Regions from separate parts of the Mus musculus genome. Here region 2 is linked to region 1. The links are chromatin loops, found by intact Hi-C in ENCODE. Cell type or tissue: left cerebral cortex. All regions are shown on one strand. Links, peaks and the distances in the headings refer to the core of each region. The heading gives the core; the rest is flanking DNA. Region 1 holds the start of Gm42196 (a long non-coding RNA gene). Region 2 has its middle 20 kb from the start of Tnik.

Region 1 (10,319 bases), core at 1,253-9,252:
TGATTTCCCTCTGACTCATCTTTGGGCCTGAGGCATATCACAAGCTTCCTGTCTCCTTTTCCTTACCTGGAAAAAAAAAGGTTTTATTTCATCGGCTTCCACCTGCCTTTCTGTGCCTACTGTTTTGAGACTGTGTTCTACTTCCTCTAAATTACCTTTTCACGGGGAGTTTTAGTGTTTTCTAGAAGCAGGGAACGGACCAAGTGTTCTTTGAGTGATTCCAGCAGAGAACCGCACCAGAGAGCAGCAGGTCTCAGGCCACGTGATTATCGCCCCCTGGGGGCTGTTGGCAACGTCTAGACATTTTTGGATTATGCAATCACCGGAAGAGGAAGTGTAATAAGCAGAAAAGAGAGCTATTGCCAAATACCTACCATGCATAGGACAGTGCCTGCCACAAGAAACAATATCTGGTTTACACAGCCACTTCCCTTGTCTTCGGATGAATGGAACGCTGCTCTTTCTGCTAACCCGTGACAACGTCTGACTTGGGGAGCCCACAGCAGGAAAACCTCATCCCATTCTCTTCAAGGCTCCCTCCACCATCCCCCCTGCAGCAAACTGAGGGGAAGGGGTATCTGATTTCCAAGCTCGTTTTGCAGGGTGGGGAATTCAAGTTCCCAAGACACAGGCTCAACCTGAGATGGTCCTCCCTATAGGAGTACCTGCCTTCCGCGTCCCTCGTGGATGGTGCGACACCAGACTTATCTGGTTAAAGAGAAATGCTTCCTTGCTGCCTTCTTTGCTGGGGACAAGCCCCAGACAGTTGCACTGGTAAAAACCTCAGGACCAGACCCAAAGCCTCAAGGTCCACAGACAACGATGCTAATAGGTTGGAAATAGGCACAAAAGTCCAAACAGGAAGCTTTCTATCCTCCCCCTGACTCCTCCTCCCTCTGGGTTCAGGTATCTGTTCCTTTCCCTCTTCCGGACACTGTCCCAGCTAGCAGGAAGTTGCCAGGAAAGCGAATCTTACTATGTTCTTTGAGACTGAACGTGCTGATGTTTGTAACGAGCTATGGAGAGAAAATGATTAATCCAAAGTCATGACCACCCCTGGGGGTCTTCGTTGTCCCCAAGGGGCTGACAAACCAGATGGTGACTGAGGTGACCACTTCACTCTCACGGAAGGGTTAGTGTAGGGAAGGAGCCAAACTCACCATGTATGGCTACACAGTGCTCCATGGGGCTCAGTAGACCCTGGTATGCTTTTTTGTCTTTTCTTTCTTTCTTTCTTTCTTTCTTTCTTTCTTTCTTTCTTTCTTTCTTTCTTTCTTTCTTTTGGACAGATGATTATGTTTGTCACTGAGAGTGACCTTGAACTGGTTCTCATACTGCTAGTCTCACAGGGACGTGCCACCTCTCTGCAGAGCTGCTGGTGAAAGCCAGCGCTAGCCCGACACTCCACTGCTCAGCCCGCATCGTCAACCCTGTACAGTACACTGTCACAGCAACCTAAACAGGGTAAGATGGCAAGAAGAAAAAAATGTCACAAAAGCTAAACAAAACCAAACAGAAAATAGGAAGAGTGACATCTCCGTGAGTTTTATTTGTTTGTTTAGTCTAAGTCTCACATGGTCCAGGCTGTCTTGAATTCACTCGGAGAACTGATGGTTGACTTTGAACTTTGGTCCTCTTACCTTCAGCTCAGCAGATGTTGGCATTATCAATCCTTCCTTACCTTCTATCAATTAAAAAGTTCTTATAAATATCATATACATTTCCATATTTCATTTTATGTGCATCTTGGCATACAACCAAGTACTTTCTATGGGTTTCCACGACTGTTCCTCACAACCCTATGCAGTGGTAATTATTATCCAGATATTAATATAAAATAATATGTGAGGAATAATAAATATAACCTGCAATGATTGGAGACTTCGAGGAATTAGTCAGTAGTACAACAGGCAGAGATAGGATTTGATCCTGACGATAGCTGTGATTACAAAGTTACACCATAATGTTTTGTGTTCAGGAAATAAATCTCTGAGCCTCTTTGCTCCAGGCATCTCAAATAATGCCGGTTCAAAGAACAAGAAGAGTGTTCTTGGACTCAGTGGCTTCCTCTGCTGCTTCTGTTCGGCCCCGTAGTTACAAAGGTGGCCACAGGAGACCTGCAGAAGCGGGACTTCACGTTCAGTCCACAGAACAGCCACGTCGTCATTGCTGAGACCAGCGGTTCTCAACCTGTGGGCCTCAGCCCCTTTAGGGGCAAATGACCCTTTCACAGGGGTTGCCTAAGATAATCAGAAAACATAGATACTTACATTTCAATTTATAATAGAAGCAAAACTATAGCAGTGAAGTAGTAATAAAACATTTATAGAGGCAGGCAGATGTCTGAGTTCGAGGCCAGCCTGGTCTACAAAGTGAGTTCCAGGACAGCCAGGGCTATACAAAGAAACCCTGTCTCGAAAAAAAAAATTATGATTGGGGGTCTCCATAACATGAGGAACTATATTAAGTTGTCTCAGCATTAGGAAGGTAGAGAACTGTCATAGACACCCAATAGAGTCTAGTCTTTTCTTTTCCCTCCTCCTTCCCTACCTCTTTGAGACAAAGCTGCCTGCAGCCCAGAATGGCCTGAGAATCACATATAGCCAGGGTAAACTTTAAACCTTTCTTGCCCGTTCCTCTCAAGTCCTGGGATTACAGACATGTGCCACCATACTCAATCTATTCAGTGCTGGGTTACAAATCTTGTCTCCTAGAATCCTAGGGAGGAACTAGGAGCTACTAAGTGAGCTGCCTCTCCAGTCCAGAAATCCAATTTCTTAAAATATCACAGCCTGTGTTATGACAAAGCCTCCAGGTGGTTTTAATGCACTAAAGCTTAAGAATCAGTGACCTGGGAATGTCATTGCCGCGTGGCCATAAGTGTGAAGCAGGGACTGAAAGGGTAGAGGAAGCAATAATTACAACCATTGCAATTGAATCGGAGGCTACTTTTCTTGTTTTTTAACTGCCACTATCTGAGACACCTGGGGCAAAACGGCTCAGTTATTTACTGTACACAGAACGGTGTGAAGGACCTAGGAGAGTCTACATCTAATTAGCTGTGAAACTGCATATTTTGTCTTTGATTTTCAATGGACCCATCTCTGTCGTGTCTGCCCTGTGCCAGGACCCTCCCTGTCTCTCTTCCAGCTCCCATCATCCTCCATACCACATTAACTCTTTGCTTTGATGGTTTCTATTGTGTAGCTTCTGGAACAGACCTCAACTCCTTAAGTTGACATTTAAGAACCCTGAAAATATTGTGCCCTGACTATTTTCTTTCTTTTCCTTTCTTTCTTTCCTTTTCTTTGCTTCCTCTCTTTCTTTCCCTTTCTTTCTTTCTTTCTTTCTTTCTTTCTTTCTTTCTTTCTTTCTTTCTTTCTTTCTTTTCTTCCTTCCTTCCTTCCTTCCTTCCTTCCCTCCCTCCCTCCCTCCCTCCCTCCCTCCCTTCTTTCTTTCTTTCTTTCTTTCTTTCTTTCTTTCTTTTCTTCCTTCCTTCCTTCCTTCCTTCTTTCCTCCTCCTTCCTTCCTTCCTTCCTTCCTTCCTTCTTTTCTCCTCCTTCCTTTCTTTCTTTCTTTCTTTCTTTCTTTCTTTCTTTCTTTCTTTCTTTCTTTCTTTCTTTCTTTCCTCCCTCCTTCCTTCCTTCCTTCCTTCCTTCCTTCCTTCCTTCCCTTCTTTCCATCCTTCCTTCCTTCCTTCCTTCCTTCCTTCTTTCCTCCCCCTTCCTTCCTTTCTTTTTTGATAAGGTGCTTTGGAATTACTTATGTAGCTGAGGGTGACCTTGAACTTCTGAAGCCTCTACTTTCTGGGTGCTGAGATTCCAGGTCTTAACTCCATGTCCAATTGGTGCTTGGGGACTGAAGCCACGACTCTGTGCATGCTGGGTAGGCACTCTCCCACCTGACCGCTAACCCAGCCTTGAGCCTTTCTTATTCTTACCTTTGAGCACCTGAAACCAGATCATTGAGTTTGCCACAGACTCAGTGTTCTCACTCCACCAGTTGTTTATACAGTTTTCTCTAGCGAGGATTACTTCATGCTAGTCCTTCCACATTTACAAAGTCTGCCTCCCATATCATCTGCTTCACAGTCTCTCTTGATCCTTCTAACTACAGATTTGTACAGGATTCGTCTTTAATTATATGCTTGTGAACACGCTTTCTATGTTTCCCTACTAGATTTGGGGAAGACAGATATTTGTCCATTTTTATTGTTGCATTTTTCTATAGAGCTCCACATTGTGATGAAGCTTGATAAATGGTGTGTGTGTGTGTGTGTGTGTGTGTGTGTGTGTGTGTATGTGTGTGTGGTGTTTGCCTGTACATGTTTGTGAGTGCATATATATATATATGCATGTGCACCTGTAAAGGTCAGAGGTTGATTTGGGGTGTCCTTCTCAGTTACTGTCTACCTTGTTTTTTGAGACAGGGTCTTTCACTTATTAGGGCAGACTGACTGGCCTACAAGCCCTAAAAAACCCTCTTGCCTCCTCCTCCTCCTCTCCACTGCCGGGAGAGCAAGCATGTGTTTGCACATGGGAGCTGGAGGTCTGAACTCAGATTCTCATGCATGCAGACAGACATTATACTGAGCCTTCTCACTACCCCTAACATATAGTTGTTGAATTAATGAATACACAAATGCTGTGTGTGCACGCCCACGCACGTGAATGCATGTACACACACAGAGACACACAGACACACATACACACATACACGCAGACGAAAGACTTTCCTTCTCTTGTTTTCCTAAATGTTCCCATCAAAATCAAGGATATTGTTTTTCTCTAACAAATTTCTGTCTATTTAATTCTTCTCAAAACAAGGCCATTGCTATAGTACAAAGTTATCAGCAGCAAGGGCATCAGCCGAACCAGATTAAGTGTTCCCACAGTATCTGCTCCTTCATAGCAATGTAGAAGGAACTTAAACATTGTTGCTAACCTCGGTGAAGAGCAGAACAGAAAGGCGAGGCCGAGGCCAAGCAACTTAAAACAGAACCAACTCTCCAGGGCATGCTCATCCGAGCCCTAATGGTCTCTAGTTAAAATTGCTGGTCTGGCTTACATCCAAAGATGAGGGAGAGAGGGAAAGAGAGAGAGAGGGAGAGAGGGAGAGAGGGGGTGAGGGAGAGAGGGAGAGACAAGGAGGGACGGGGTTTGAGATTCTTCCCAGACAGCGTTAAAGCAGGATTTAGGGAAACACTCTCTGCTTCATCTCAAAACTGTCATTCGTCCGATTTTCCTCACAGGCTAAAAAGAGAAAAGAGGAGCAAGGGACATTGTCAGCCCTCAGCCATCCAGCGCTGAGCAGAAAGCAAAGTAGAGGCCTGAGTTTCCCTTTCAGCAGGGAGCCAGTTGCCATGGTGAGGCAGAAGCCTTCTCCAGACTCCAAGAGCAGAGTGGTTCTGATTGGTTCCAATAGGCCTGGCACTCCAGGATTAGAGCTGCAGTCTATCCAGTCACAGGCTCCAGGCATCCAGCTCCAAGGGCGGTCGGGCGGGGCCGTGCCTCCTCCGCCTCAACAGTTGTCTCCCAGGTAGAGATTCCAGTCTCCGCAGCACTTCAGTTTTCTGAGGGTAGTGGCCTTTTCTGTGGACCTCCAGGGGGCGGGAGGAAGAATGGAGAAATGGCCTAGCGCACCAGGCAAGACGCTGGCCCCCTTCTGCCTCTTTCCCTGTCAGTGTGTAGGGTCCTCAGATCTGGATTTGGCTTTTATGTTCGCTGGCTTTGAGGAATGCCTCTCACAGCGACCTTCTTCCATTCTAGGCGTATTTTCTGCCACATAAAGGTTCTCATAGGAAGCACATGGGTTTCCTACATCCATAGTCTATCCATGGACATAATGAAAGCTTTTATTTTTAAGGATTTGTTGTCTTGTTGTTTCAGTAGCAGTGATGTCTAGGGCCTTAGACATGCTATGCAACACTCTAACATTGGGTAACCCTCAGTCTGTACAGGAATTTTCCTTGAGGGATATGTGTGTGTGTGTGTGTGTGTGTGTGTGTGTGTGTGTGTGTGTGTATGTATATATATCATATATTATAGTATACATTATAATATGTACACACATACATATATAAAATATTTCCATATAATATATGTATATGTATAAAATACAAAATATACGATTATTTTATGTATTATATGTGTATATAATAATATGTATATGTTATATACATAACATAAAATACATATATATTGTATACTATATACACATACAAATGTATATATTTAGAAGTGTTTGGTTGTTTTGCTTGCATTAATGACTATGTACCATGTATGTGCCTGGTAAACTCAAAGGTCATAAGAGGGTCCCTAGAACTGAAGTCGCAGAAGGCTGCTAGTCACCATGCAGATGCCTGGAATCAAACCCAGATCCTTAGGAAGAGGAGCAAGTGCTCTTTTAACTGCTGAGGCATCTCTCCAGGCCCTACCTTGGACATTTTGGAAAGGTGTTAGGAAACATTGCTTGGCAAAAAGTGCAATTGTTTCTCATAAAATGATCAAGCCAGTCACAATCCAGCAAATACAGGGGAGGTAGGTCCTGCTAGCTGATTAACCATTGACAGTTAGTGGCTTTTAGCAGAGGGAGGACAAATTTGTTTTTCTCTGTTTGATTGTTTGTTTGTTTGTTTTTAGAGATGGGGTCCCTGATAGATTGCCCATGCTCCTGCAGACAGCCTCATACCCGTGCACATACTGGCATCACTAATTACTCCGTGGGTTAAAAGAAACTCGGGCTTGATGCTTGGAACATGGTGAGAGCATATGGGGGGAACTGAAGAGGTGCAGCGGGAGGTGGATACGATCAAAACATATTTATACATGTATAAAATACATGTCTCAAATAGTAAATAAAAGATATAGTTCTTAAAGTAGTGTGTGTTGGAGTTAGTGTCACTGTGAAGCAGTCATCTTGCTGTGTCAAGATGTCTTCTTTTAGTAGGCCAGATATCTAATAATGCAGAAAGATGATCAATATAGATTAAGTATAAAACACTGATTACAAAATAATTAACATTGTAATATAAATACTTATCCCCAGTGATAAGTGAAAAAAGAATGGAGAGAATAAATGTTAATAGAAATAATGGTTACTCTGGAAAGTACATAGTGTTTGCTTGCTTGCTTGCTTTTTTTTTATCCCTTCAAACTCATCCCTGTAAGTACTATGCTTTCTATGTTATTTGTCTTGGCAATAAGAAAAGACAACCAAAGCATACTTTCAAATTTCTAGATAAGTCAAGTTCAGGGGTAGGTCCTGGGGACAGGAAGTTTGACTTTCATTCATCAGGAATATAGATCGGTGCATCTAGGGCTCCTGGTATAAAGCATGATGTAATACAAGGAGAGTGGGCCGAGGCTGCTGGGACTTGACCTGAGTCTGAGTCATATGTGATAGCTGAGATCATAAATTACGAGCATCAGTGGCCCTTGCTCCGAGGATTAGGAGAAGCATCAGAGGAGTTCACAGGCAGTCCTGGGCTTTCTCTGTGTTCTCCTTCCCTGGAGGAGTGAGCAATGTGCCTCTGGCAGAGAACCAGTCTAAAATGCCGCAGCTCTATCTCTGCAGGGACGACCACTGCCTTCTGCAAATGCCAGTTACTGTGTAGTGCGGTACACTCTGCTTCACCCATACTCCCAGCACCTTGAGATCCAGGCACGGTGTTTGTCAAGTTCAAATGAAACTTGGACAAATGGCTGAGGTGCTTGTTGGCATACCAAAGCACATGGTGGCCTCTAGGCTCTCTTAGAAAGTACTTGTTACAGAGAAATCCTGGCTAGCATTCCCTCCTCCCTATTTTAAGTCTCTCCAGCTCTGAGACTGCTTTCTTTCCCCCAGCTTCTGTTTCCTATTAAACAAACAAACAAACAAACACAAAAAGTCCTGCCATTTTGGGCCATGAACTCTCTCTCTCTCTCTCTCTCTCTCTCTCTCTCTCTCTCTCTCTCTCCCTCCCTCCCTCCCTCCCTCCTTCCTGTGTCCCTCCCTCCTTCCCTGTTCTCTTGGTCTTTAGCTCCTCTCTTGGTCCACTTGCCCTCTCTCCTCTTCCCTGTCTCTTTTCTCTTCCTCTCTCACAGACCACCCTCCCTCCTCATGGCCTGCTTCTATCTGAACGCTTTATGCTTTCAGATGCCCCTGGCTGCACCTTCCTCATATCTACAATAAAATTCTTTTCCTCATCTACACCTTGCCGTGGTCTTCTCCTCATTTCATTCAGTGTTGAACACGTGTAATCCCCAAACTGAGGAGGCAGAGGCAGGAGCATTGTTGAGAGATCCTATTTGAAACACAACCAAACTCTCTACGTGTAGCTAAGTGGTAGGACACTTGCGTAGCATGCACCATGTGCTGGGATTGAGAGCACCAGCAGTGAGCAAGAAAGAAGAAAAGAGAGAGAAAGAAAACAAGGGAGAGAAAAGAGAGAGAGGAGGGGAAACTTCTACCATACAGGCTATAGCACACACCATAGAAATGCTTTCCTAAAGCCTCCTTCTCTGTACTGAAGAACTCGGGAATCCACAACCCAGTCATCAAGGGGCTCACTGAAATCCTCGAACATCAGAACAATGAAGGGTCAGCCATACCCGCTCTGGCAAGATGAGGCACAGTTTGTGTGGAAGACCAGATAATCACTGGGCAAATTGGGAAGCATGGGAAGAAGTGAGGGAGTCGTCTGGTCCCCAAAGCGATAAAGGAGATGGTAGAATATGTTCCCCAGAATTAGGGCACATCGGCTCATACAAATTATTCATAATGAAGTTGACCCACTCTAAATATAAACTCCCTTCTTAAAAAAGCTCCAAGTAAAACTTTGATGCAGTGTCTTAAAAAAAAATTGATCTCTAGGGACAGGAACTGGTCGATAGCGTTTTACAGACTAACTCCAATGGGTGGCCAAAGTCGAAATCCACTGGCCTGGATTCGCAGTAGACACTGATGCAGGCTGGCACTGTGCTTGCAGCACGTCTGCCAGTGGGAAACTAAACTGTGGCTCCTGTTAGCCTTGGAGACTAGCTCTTCTTAGACTCTGTAAGATGTTAAAAGTAAATTTTGTTTGCACAGTTACTTAAAATTTTATTTAAATAATCACACCCAAGGACCCTTGGTCAACACAAAGTGTAGCTGAACCCCAAGTTCCCTTCTCTAGAACTTTACCGACTTCCCCAATAATGTTTGAGATCATTAATCATCACTTCTTTCGCCAGGCCTGTCCAGACATTTGGCACTTTGTTACCATTCCAAATATCCCATCAGGTCACAAGCTATTTCCTCTGTCCCTTTCTCTAGGGGTATGTAATCTTACCCACTCAAGATGACCTCATTTAATTCTGGGGGTGACGTAGATCTATGTGTAACCCACATCTGACACCACCTTCCTATCTGACGTCTAGGCAGACACTGCCTCTGCTATGGGATACCTCATGGTGCATTAGTCAGCACCTGAACAAAACAACTTAAAGGAAGAAAGATTTATTTTGGCACACAGAGGTTTCGGTCCACCACGGCAGAGAGGGTGTGTCAAGTGCCACTGACATCTTAATGGCTAGGAAGCAGAGAGAGAAAATCTTTCCAATTCCCCCAGAAGGGATAGCCTGCAGGTAGCCCTAACCTGATAAGCATTGCCAGGCCTCCCAAGGCTTTCATTTTAAATCTGAGTGGAAACCTCAATGATCCTGCAACTTCTACATTGCCTATGTTCCAAAATCGTCATCCCATGGATGAAGCTGAGCTCTCCGCTAAGATCTGGCAGTGCCTGGGAGTTTGTCACATGTGGAGGTAGCCAAAGAATTATGGTATGTGAGAAGATGAAAGTCATCTCTCTTGCCTTGAGGTAATTCAGACTGATTTGTGACGATGCTGACACACGATTTTACCCCAGTGCCATCTGTTTTGCTGGGCTCCACCTGAATTTTCACTCTTACAAAGGCCTTGTGCCTCCTCTGTCTTGGTTCTCAATTGTCTTACTGGAGTCTTGATTATTGAGTTATTTATGGCTCCCTTTAGAGATATCAACTAAAATGTGTTCCTTTTCCTCCCTTAATAATCTGGCAATGGTTAAAATGTTGCCAGGTGACCCCTCTTTCTAAACTACAATTGTTCTGGGGGTTCTAGGAATGATATACCCATTCCTCCTTCCTTTGGGGCTGGAGATATTAACTAGATATCTTCTTCTAGCTCTAGTCCCTCAGTGCTGTCGCTTGGGCTCTCTTGTTGTCTTAGCGTTACAGCACATTTCCGAGAGTTTCAGATGGGTAGGAACTAAGGAAATCAGAGATGAAGGCAGGGAGGGGAAGCAGGAGGGAGGGGGCAGA
Region 2 (10,319 bases), core at 1,168-9,167, 67 kb after region 1:
CACAGTGGAAATGCAGATCTATCCAAATGCAAGCAAGTGATCTACAAAAAGGGGACTGGGGTTGTCAGACCCAGGAGGGTAGGAAAAAGAAGATACATCTTGAGGAATGGAGTTAAGAAATACACAGGCCCTTCAAGACTGGGACCTTGCATACCTCCCTGCCTCGTTTACTTGTGTTCACTGAGCTTAGCACACAAGGGGCAGCACGAACAGATAGATATATACTGTGAGGCAGACCTGAGCAGCTGCCCACCTCTGCTGCATTTGTGTAGGTGGAGGCACACAGTACGTGTGGTGAGGTTGGAAAGAAACTGAACAATGGACTGGGGAATGAGACAAAGAATGAGCTGGAGATGAGGAGAGCCCAGTAGAACTCAGCAGTAGGGAGAACTGAGGGCTCAGGAGAAAGGGAAAAGACAAACTCACTTTGGGTCTGGAAACCTGAGAGGTTGATAAACTAGAAGGACATAGCATCCCTCAAACACCTGATGCGTTAGAGAACGCATCAGGGTAGTGAGCTGTGTAGGGTGGGCACAGGATGGGAGAGGAAGGTAGACGAAAGCCACAGAAATGACTCGCCAACTCTGTGATTCCACCAACGACAGACACTACTGAGTGATTTTAGTGTAGATGGTGTGGAAAGAAAGAAAACGACCAGTGATCAGCCTTTTCAATTCAAGAGCCAGGATGCAGGAGATGACGAGGAGTGGGTGATGGATGCGAAACCATGTTTGAAGGTTCGAGCATGCAAGAGACTCCTATAGGGTTTCTACCATTTGGTTGAAAAGAAAAATGAACTGTTCTTTTCAAACCACTGAGTTCTGTATGTGCTGCTAGTAAATGCGTGCATGTAGGGCCATCCACAGGAGCATGGGCAACATTCCAGGAGCCATATCCCAGAAAACTGACTCTCCCTTCCCCAGCAGGGGTCAACTGCAAGTAGCACCTCAGCTAGGGGCGAGGAGGCTTCATGATCAGCTCCTGCATCCCTGCTGGGATTTTGACTCCCCTGAGTTTGTGCAAGACTTGGGCACAAGATTACAACAGTTATGTACTTGTGTGTGCAACAGGATGTTGGAAGGCAGATGAGGTGGGGTGATTTTGGCAAGATATATGTATATATATATATATATATATATATATATATATATATATATATATATATTCTCAAAGAATAAATGCAATATATATGTAATATATAACATATATATGAGAAATGGAAATGGAATGTGCTTTCATCTATCAAGGAAGTGTAAATTATTCCTTACTATCCAGGGAAAATTGGCCCAAGAACCTCCTTATGGATAAAATCCACAGATGCTCGAATCTCTTATTTAAAATGTAGTATTTGCTTATAACCTTCCCATATCTTTCATGTTGTCATCTGGAAGTGTTCCCACAAAACACTCATGTCCAGCTAGTGGGCCAAAGCACTGAGGAACATTTGAATTATGAAAGCTAGTCTCTGGACTAGTCAATGAATTAGTCCGTCGACATATTTGTAGTTGGATGTCATTGTTGGGAAGAGCCTGACACTAGAAAGTGAGACCCAGGCAGAGGAAGTGGGCCACCAGAGGTAAGAGACAAGGTCTTGGACAGAACACAGTGCTCCTGGCTTTCTCTGCCTGCTTCCTGGCTGCTATAAGGTGAACAGCCTCCACCACCCTGTGCTCCTACCATAGTGTTCCGCCTTGCCTCTGGCCCACGCAATGGATCTGGCTGGTCTTGGACTTCATTTGAGGCTAAATAAAGTTCTTCCTCCCTTAAGTTGCTTTCTTCAGACACAGCAACAGCAGTAACCGACGACTGTGTGACAGGCAGCACGCACTCCAGGCCTCGTGTTGGACAAACAGCTATGGTGCTGGATGATGCTGGGGAAAGATTTTCTACTAAAATCTGTATGTGAATCTCATGGATGCAGTTTTGCCGAATATTTCCACCAAGGGATGGAAGTCCTGGAAAAGGGATGGAGGTCCTGGAAAAAGGATGGAGGGCCAACTGTATTTTTAATTATGGAAAGAATTATCTCCATCCCTTGTAGTGACTTTTAGATTTCCCCTTGACTTTGAGTTTCAGGCTATAAATACATCAGCAGACCCAGGGGCCATCCCCTGTGACCTCCACCCCAGATATGCCACTTCATAAGGTTTTGCAACTCACCAAATGAATGCTGGGCAGGAAAAGCCAGTCTCAAAATCATAGATAAGAAAACATTGTCTCCAACTAAAGTTTAATAATACTTAAGCTTATTATAAACCCAATGATCAAATTTGAAAATTCTCAAAAATTCCAAATTATCCTATTTTAATTTTTAAAAAAGATCTTAAAGGAAGGTAGATCACTTGAAATAACAGTTTGAGAAGATAAATTCATGGACACTTAAGATACAATTATGCTTTTAATATTGTATTAATAAATGAACATTCAAAAATATTTTGCAATATCACCCATTAGAGCTTTCAAATCTACACTACCAACCAAAGGATTTGAAAGCTGATGTGCTTTTTCCAGTGTGGGAAACATCCGCCAAGGTTGTGGGTTGATTGTTATAAAGATATGTGTGTGTATGCCTATGTATATGTGTGTGTATGTATGTGGGGGGGGGCATGGAATGTGTGTTTGTGTGTGAATGAAAGTATGTGTGTGTATGTGTATGATTGTCTGTGTGCCTTGTGTTATGTGGGGGTGGGTGTTATATGTGTTTATGTGAGAGAGAAAGAGAGTGTATGTGTGCTTGTGTGTGTGAGAGAGTGTATAAGTGTGTGTGACTATGAGTATGTTTGTGTGTGTGAATGTGTGTGTTTCTTATATTTTTGGTTGTGAGCCTAGCCTTTAACGGCTGAGCCATCTCTCCAGCCCAATGTGTGTGTTTCTATGTGTGTCTGTGAGTGTGTGCACTGTGTGTATATGTACACAAGTATGTATAGGTACAAGTATATATAGTGTGGGTGGAGGCCACAGGTCAATGTTGGATTTTTTTTTAATGTATATTGTATGTTTTGAGGGTCTCTTAGAGAACACGAGGCTTACAGATTGGCTATGCTGGATAGCAATGAACTTTATGGATCCATCCATCACCCCCAGCCCCCAGTACTAAGATTACAGATGCATGCCCACTGCACCTGGGTTTTAGAAGGTTGCTAGGGATCTTCCCATCCCTTCCCTTCCCTTCCCTCCCCTACCCTCCACTCCACTCCCCTCCTTCCCTTTTTTCTTTGCTAGATGTGTTTTTGGGCAAAGGGTGGTGATGATATTGGGATTTAACCCAGATCATCATGCTGTGCAGCACACACGTTACCGACTGTAGCCTCGACCTTGCCACATGGATATTGACCAAAAGTTGCTGTACACTGACTAATATCACTCTTCCTGACTGAGTGACACATGCCAGGTACCCACAGCTATTTCCTATGTTCTGTCTATTTTTTCACTATGTGTGCTTCAGTGGGTCTATGTGGGTGCGTGTGTACACTTCCACACACTGCAGTTTCCCAATGATGTCGGAAGAGAATGTCAGATCTCCTGGAGCTGGAGTTACTGCCAATTGTGAGCTGTTTTACGGGGAACTAAACCTGGGTCCTCTTCAAGAGCAGCAAATGCTCTTAACCACTGAGGTGCTTCTCCATCCACCTGTGCACTTTTTATCCTTCATCAAAAAATGTTAATATTGTTAATAAACTCTGCAAACTGGACAACAGAGTCCAAGTAGTGGTTTTCATTTTTTTCTTTCTTTCTTTCTTTTTTTTTTTTTGCAGTTCCGCAGATACTTATTAAGAAGTTAGATATACAAAACCAATAAGTACCAAGTTATATATGCTTTCAGACTGGCACAATGGGGATAGCCACTCTGAGGAAGAGTTCTAATGCAGTTAGAAGACCGTCATTGTCATTCAAGGGAAAAAGCAAGCGTTACAAATTGACACAAGTCTGATCATGGAGCCAGACTGAATGTTCATAAAGTAATATAAATAGAGTATGTATTTGGCTGTACCATTTTACCTAAGTTTTAGTTTCCTAATTTGTAAGGTGAGACCAATAATTCTGTAGGATTCTCTGCACTATACACTCCTAATGTCAACCTATCTTTGTCTCCCTAAAAAGCTAAGTGGTTTTCCAAAACACTGAAGGCCTTGCAGAATCTAGGTCTTCAGCTACCAAATCTGAGGTTTTCCCACTACATCATGTGACTACAGATTATCTTCCCAGTCATGTCCATGGGTCTTGGCAACACACGCTGTTCTCTTCTAAAGAAACAAGGGAACACTCAGGTCCTATTGATAGTGGCCTCCTTGAGCCCAGCAGAGCAAGAGACTGCGAAGGGACATTGCAGCCAAATGCCCCAGATCCACATTCTAGACTTTCAGATGGTCTCAGGACTCTATGAACAAAAATGATCAATGTGCATTTTCTCTGGTGACAGGGTCAGTAGTGTCCAAGTGATCAAAAGCATCCAGCAAGCAGAGTTCAGAAGGCATGAATTAAGTACCTGCTTTGATCATCCTGGAGTTTGATTTTTCCTTTGATAAAAAGAGCCCAAGGGGCTGGTAAGGTGGCTTGCTCCTCAAGTCTAGAGACATGGTCCTTGGAACCCCACATAAAGGTGAAAGATAAAACCAGTTCTACAAAGTTGTCTGCTGACTTCTACACACCCTGTGCGCCCTTCACTTTATGTATACACACACACACACACACACACACACACATGTAATAGTATTAAATTAAAAATTTAAAAGTCTGAGCTGTGTAAGAAGATATCAAGAATTGCTTTTTAAAACAGCCAAGGTTCACCCCTTTCTTCTCCCCTCCCGACTTCTCCTTTGCTCTTTCTTCTCTCAACTCTTCCTTCCCTCGCCTCTCTTTTCCTTTCTCCACTTTCCCTGCCCTCCCTCCTGTCTATCACCTATCTACCTACCCATCTACTTATCTATCTATCTATCTATCTATCTATCTATCTATCTATCTATCTATCTATCATCTGATTTCTCTTAACTAAGGTTCTTGTACATGGTACATGTTATGACCTTACAAACCTCCTACCCCAGCTTCCTGAGTGCTTGAATGAATGGCATGTGCCATCCAGAGATTGTCATTCAGGATCATCCAATCTCTCTCTGGGAGAAGACTGAGCTTACAAAATTTTACTATGCTTAAGAATAATCTGAAAACAGCGTCCAAATAAAGTATGACTGGATATCTTACGGTTTCCATTGCTGTAAAGAGACACCATGACCATGACAACTCTTAGAGGAAAACGGTTTATTGGGGCTGGCTTACAGGTTCAGAGGTTTAGCCAGTTATAATCATGGTGGGAAGCATGGTGGCAAATAGACACACATGGTACTGGAGAAGGAGCTGAGAGTTCTACATCTTGATTCACATGCAGCAGAAATAAAATTAGAAATACTTCCTACTCTAACAAGGCCACACCTCCTAATAGTGTCCCTCTCTGTGGTCTATGGTGGCCATCTTTATTCAAACTACCACACCAGAAATCAGATAATATTAAGAATAAATTATGGATGTTTTGTTAGAAGCCACTAAAGCAGAATTTTCCAATAATTGAATTATGAGCCGAAGTAAAATCCTGGGTCCAGTGCAAGAAAAAAATGTCCTATCAAATTCATTAAAAGATTTATTATTGTATTTTTTTTTAAAGGTGACTGGTATAGTGCCCAAGAGAGAACAAAAACTAACGAATGCCTAAAGTCCACTGACCTGAGCCTGGGAGCCAGATGGGCTGTCAGTAGCTGCTTGGCAGAATAACCCTTAATGCTGTAAATGTTCATCAGGAAAGTGCTTGCATTTCCAATCATGATGCTAATAATTCTGCAGAAGGTGGCTATAAATTCGATCATGTAAGACAGTCTCTCTGTGCTGGTTGGGTATCACACTTCCTTCTAAGTGTGACAGTGACACTGTGGTTTTCCTGCCCCTCCCCAGTTTGTTAAACGTCCACCACTGAAAAGATAATGGTCCAGCTTCCTACATGCCCCGGCATTAGCTGCTCTTCTCATTGCTGTGACAAAGAACCTGACAAAGCAACTTAAGGAAGAAAGCGTTTGACAAGGCTCACAGTTTCAAAGTACAAACTTACCTGGAGGAAGGCCTGGCCACAGTAGCTTGAGGTAGCTGTCACATTATACCTGCAGTCAGGAAGCAGAGAGAGAGACAATGCTGGTGCTGAGCGCTCTCTCTCTCTCACTCTCTTTCTCTCTCTCTCTCCCTCTCCCTCCCTCCCTCTCTCTCTCTCTCTCTCTCTCTCTCTCTCTCTCTCTCTCTCTCTCTCTCTCTTTATCTCTCCTTCCTCCACCCTGCTGTGATCAGTCTGGAAATGCCCTCACTAATATGACCTAGGAGGTGTGTCTCCTAGGTGATTCTGAATCTAGTCGGGTTGACTGCGATTAAGTCCCATGGCTCTGGAGCCCCATTCTCCTGCCGTGAACATCTTATACTACTCTTTGACAGTTGCCACAATGGAAGAGGCAGCATCGGTGTATCACTGCTAACTGACCTACGTGCTTTACCCAGATCCTACTTTGCTCATTGCATCAAATTGGGGCAGCAAGCCATCAACATGGCCATCACTGATGCTGTGACCTATGACCCTTGGTTAAGACAGCGCTTGCTGTTTGCTGGGCTTCTCCACTATACCAGCTACTCCCTTATCCAAACTCTGACTGGGAAGTACTCCACTCAGCACAGGCCTCATTCAAGTAGCTCTCCTTTTCTTGAGATACATAGTGAAATATTTATAGATAAATTGATTGGTTGGTAAGGATTGGTCTTCAGATAGTCAGCCAAGAAAATAAAGCCTGAGAAGGGGTGAGGATGTAGCTATAACTAAGCATGACCCCTTGCCCATGGCTGTTGACGGTGGTGATGCCTACAGAGAAGCTAGATAAACTCTACTTTTGAGTGCTTTAAAATTTTCAAATAAGCTTTTTCCCCTCTAGCGCAGCCGACTCTGCAGGTCTGTGTGGAGCTGCGGTTGCGGGTCTCTGTTTCGCAGGATGGGGTTCGTGAAAGTTGTCAAGAATAAGGCCTACTTTAAAAGATACCAAGTGAGATTTTGAAGGCGGTGAGAGGGTAAAACTGACTACTATGCTCGGGAACGATTGGTGATCCAGGACAAGAATAAGTACAACACACCCAAATATAGGATGATAGTTCATGTAACTAAGAGAGATGTCATCTGCCAGATTGCATATGACCGTATAGAAGGGGATATGATCGTCTGTGCAGCATCTGCACATGAACAGGAAGGGGCTGCTGAAAGCTAAAGCAGTTTTCTATGAAGATTGTTTCATAAAGACAATAAACATATTAATCAAGCAAAAAGAAAAAATTTTCAAATAAGAGTTGTTTTTTTGTTTTTGTTTTGTTTTGTTTTGTTTTTAAATCTTCAAACTAGTTTCTTCTCAAACTGCAGAGCTAGGTTTTTAGGCACAGTGATATTCATATTCCAGAACGTATTCATCCAGAAACGAGGTGACTGCTAGGTGTGACTGACAAGGGCGCCTTGAATGAACTGGGCCATTTGTTTGGGAGATTTAACAAGGAAGATTCCTATGAAGTGTGCTCCTGACATTTTCCTGTCTCTAACCATCTATGGACAGAGGATACTGTGGGGTCAATCCACCAATGCTCCACGTTCTTAGTGCTGCTTACATAAGCTGACGTCTAGTGGAGTCCAACTGCTGAGAAGCTGGGAGCTTTAACCTTCTTAGAAGGCTGAACTGCTTTGGATGAGCTATTAGAGTCAAGCTGCCAGATCACACACAATGCCCAACCAAGGTGGGTTAGAAACATCATAAATTGATCTCTTATTAGTTCTAGAGAGTTCAAAGGCAAAGTACAGAAAAATTCAGTGTCCTGTGAGAGCTTGTTCCTCATAATGGCACCTTCTGGTTGAGTCCTCTTGTGGAAAGGAGAAGCGATCATTCTAGACAATCTTACAGAAGGCCACTGACCCTATTCACAAAGCTCTGCCCTCAGGACCCCATTGCCCTTCTTAAAGCCTCTTATGCAAGCATCCTGGGAGGTAGGAATTCAACACATGAACTTGAGGGTGGTACACAAGCACACACACCCATCCCATTGTTTGGTTCATTAGGAGTCTTTGGTGTGATTCTCTTAGAACTTCCAAGAGTTCCGGCATAGTGCAACGATGCTGCCTAGATGCTGTCTGGGACTGTAGAAGGCAGGTCAGTGCTGGCTTCCTGAGAACTCACCAATGATTTCAGTACAAATCCAGAACCTCTTTCCAACCAACTTTTATCTGCTAGTTTTCTTCCTGTTTTTGTTTCTTTGGTTGATTTTAGATTATTTGGGATATGCAAAGTCTCATGTATCCCAAATTCAAACTTTTCGCTTGCATGCATATATCTGTGATCATACGAGTGCATGTATATCTGCACATGTGTAGGATATTATATGTTCATATGCTTGTGAATGTGTGTGTGTGTGTGTGTGTGTGTGTGTGTGTGTGTGAACCCAGTGTTTATCTCAGATTTCTTCCTCAATTATTACCTTAGACATCAAGGCAAGGTCTTTTGAACCCAGAGCTCACTAATTTGCTTTGGCTAGCTAGCTAGGCAGCTTGTTTAGAAGATACTGTCCCTGTCCCCGCCCCTGGGGTTACAGGTGGATGACCTGGCTTTTACAGGGGAGCTGGGAAACGGAATTCTGACTCTCATGCTTACATGGAAAGTATTTTAACCACTGAGCGATACACCAGCCTTGAATTTTATAGTTTTTGAGAATGAATGAAAATGATAAACCCAGAGTGGATTTGCTTTCTCTCATGTAGGTTACAGGCCTCAAACTTGCAATGTAGCTCAGAACGAAACTAAATTTGGGATCCTTCTTCCTCCCAAGTGCTGAGATTAGAGGTGTGCCGCACTGTCTGGTTTATGTGGTACTTGATGTGGAGCCCAGGCCTTGTGAGTACCGTAGGCAAATACTCTATCCACAATTGAGCTCTATCTCCAGCCCAACCACTGATTTTGATTAGAATTTTTAGCATAAGTTTAGCCAGAGAACAACTGCTTTATTATTGGAACCAAGTAGTTGTACAAAGTTGCAACTTTAAGATGTCAGCCTTTAGAGAACTCAAGACTTGTTCAACATTTACTGACTTCAAAGTGACTAGCTTGACTTGCCTTTACTGGCTTCCTCACTAAACGTCATAATTACTAATTCACTTTTTAATGAATGCCACTTTTATTGAGGTGCTTATTAAAGCACTTAATATTGCAAGCGTTAAGCTAGACACTCCAGAAATAGAGCTAAACTCAAGAAATGTCTTTAGAGTCAAGAGTTCCACAGAGGAAAAGGAAACCAAGGACTACAATATAATCATTTCAGTGTTTTGGAAAAGAGTTCGCCTATGCCAGGTTAAAATCTGTGCACATGCCCACTGGCGAGACTTTGATGAATCTTGAGACTTTTGTCTTCTGTCCTCTTTAGCTAGTTGATCCGCATAATCCCTCTTTGTTCCCTAGCTTCTTTGGCTTAAAGTTACCACTCTGCCAAACTTCCTGGGCTCCATCTTTGGCAGTGCCTCCCACACTGCAGCCACAGTGGCAAACAGACTCACTTAGTTTGGCACTTTATAGAGGCCCACACATTAAGGGAAATAATGGCCAGTTGTGTATCACCATTTCTTTAAGGTAAAAAGCACAACATGAATCAAGACAACTTTCAATGTCTGGGGTACAACGTGGTATTGTAGAAGGAGCAGTAGATGGGAAATCTGGTAGAGAACAATTGTGATAAATACAGCCTTGCTTTACAAGTTCTGCCCCTCCCCCAAAGCCTTCAGGTCTCAAAGCTCTTCCCTGTGTGAACTCCAGGGCACTGAGCCCCATCCCACAGAGTCCCTAGACCTCTGGACTTGGCTATATTCAAGGTCCCTTCAAGCTTTAAAAGTCTAACGGAAAGCTTTATCTACTATATGACTTAATGTCAGGGTCCAGCTGGGCTCCCTTCCCCTCATCCAGCTCTGGATACCTTGCAGAATTGTGTCATTACAAATATGTGGCTATGGAATGAAAAGTGAACATTATTTCCTGTATATGGTGAGGTAGGAAAAACTTGAGTGTAAAATCAAAGAGGACACGGTTCTACAGACAGGTTATTGGGTGGGGGTGGGGGTTGAGATGGCAGGAAATATGGCCCTGTGAGCTTTTGACACGGTCTGGAGAGGCCTAGTGGTGAGAATTAATGTCCTTTCATCATTTGTAAGAGTATTCTTGGTCATTGGCCAGCCATGGGTAGAATATTGTGTGCTAGGTCCTAGGAATGCTGAGAGAAGCAGG

What was found. Peaks named below come from ENCODE experiments on the same cell type or tissue, not always from the same donor. Only the 100,000 strongest peaks of a DNase experiment are listed, where the experiment ranks them.
Region 2: a loop joins it to region 1, with 2.4 times the contacts of the local background. A loop is called at or near these places in 3 of 42 quality-filtered maps.

What each region holds. Positions count from the first base shown.
Region 1 is chr3:28,171,117-28,181,435 of GRCm38, forward strand. It overlaps Gm42196 (a long non-coding RNA gene), which reads left to right and starts at 5,396. Exons shown (of 3, transcript XR_880709.1): 1 at 5,396-5,538; 2 at 6,642-6,760. In left cerebral cortex, for the core only: a CTCF peak has its summit at 5,593 (motif pointing right); DNase peaks (open chromatin) are centred at 4,662, 5,428, 7,667 and 8,940; H3K4me3 peaks cover 949 bases; H3K27ac peaks cover 1,451 bases.
Region 2 is chr3:28,238,513-28,248,831 of GRCm38, forward strand. No RefSeq gene overlaps it. Among named protein-coding and RNA genes, the nearest start is that of Tnik, 20 kb to the right of the region's middle. In left cerebral cortex, for the core only: no CTCF peak of the experiment used is centred there; a DNase peak (open chromatin) is centred at 4,257; H3K27ac peaks cover 454 bases.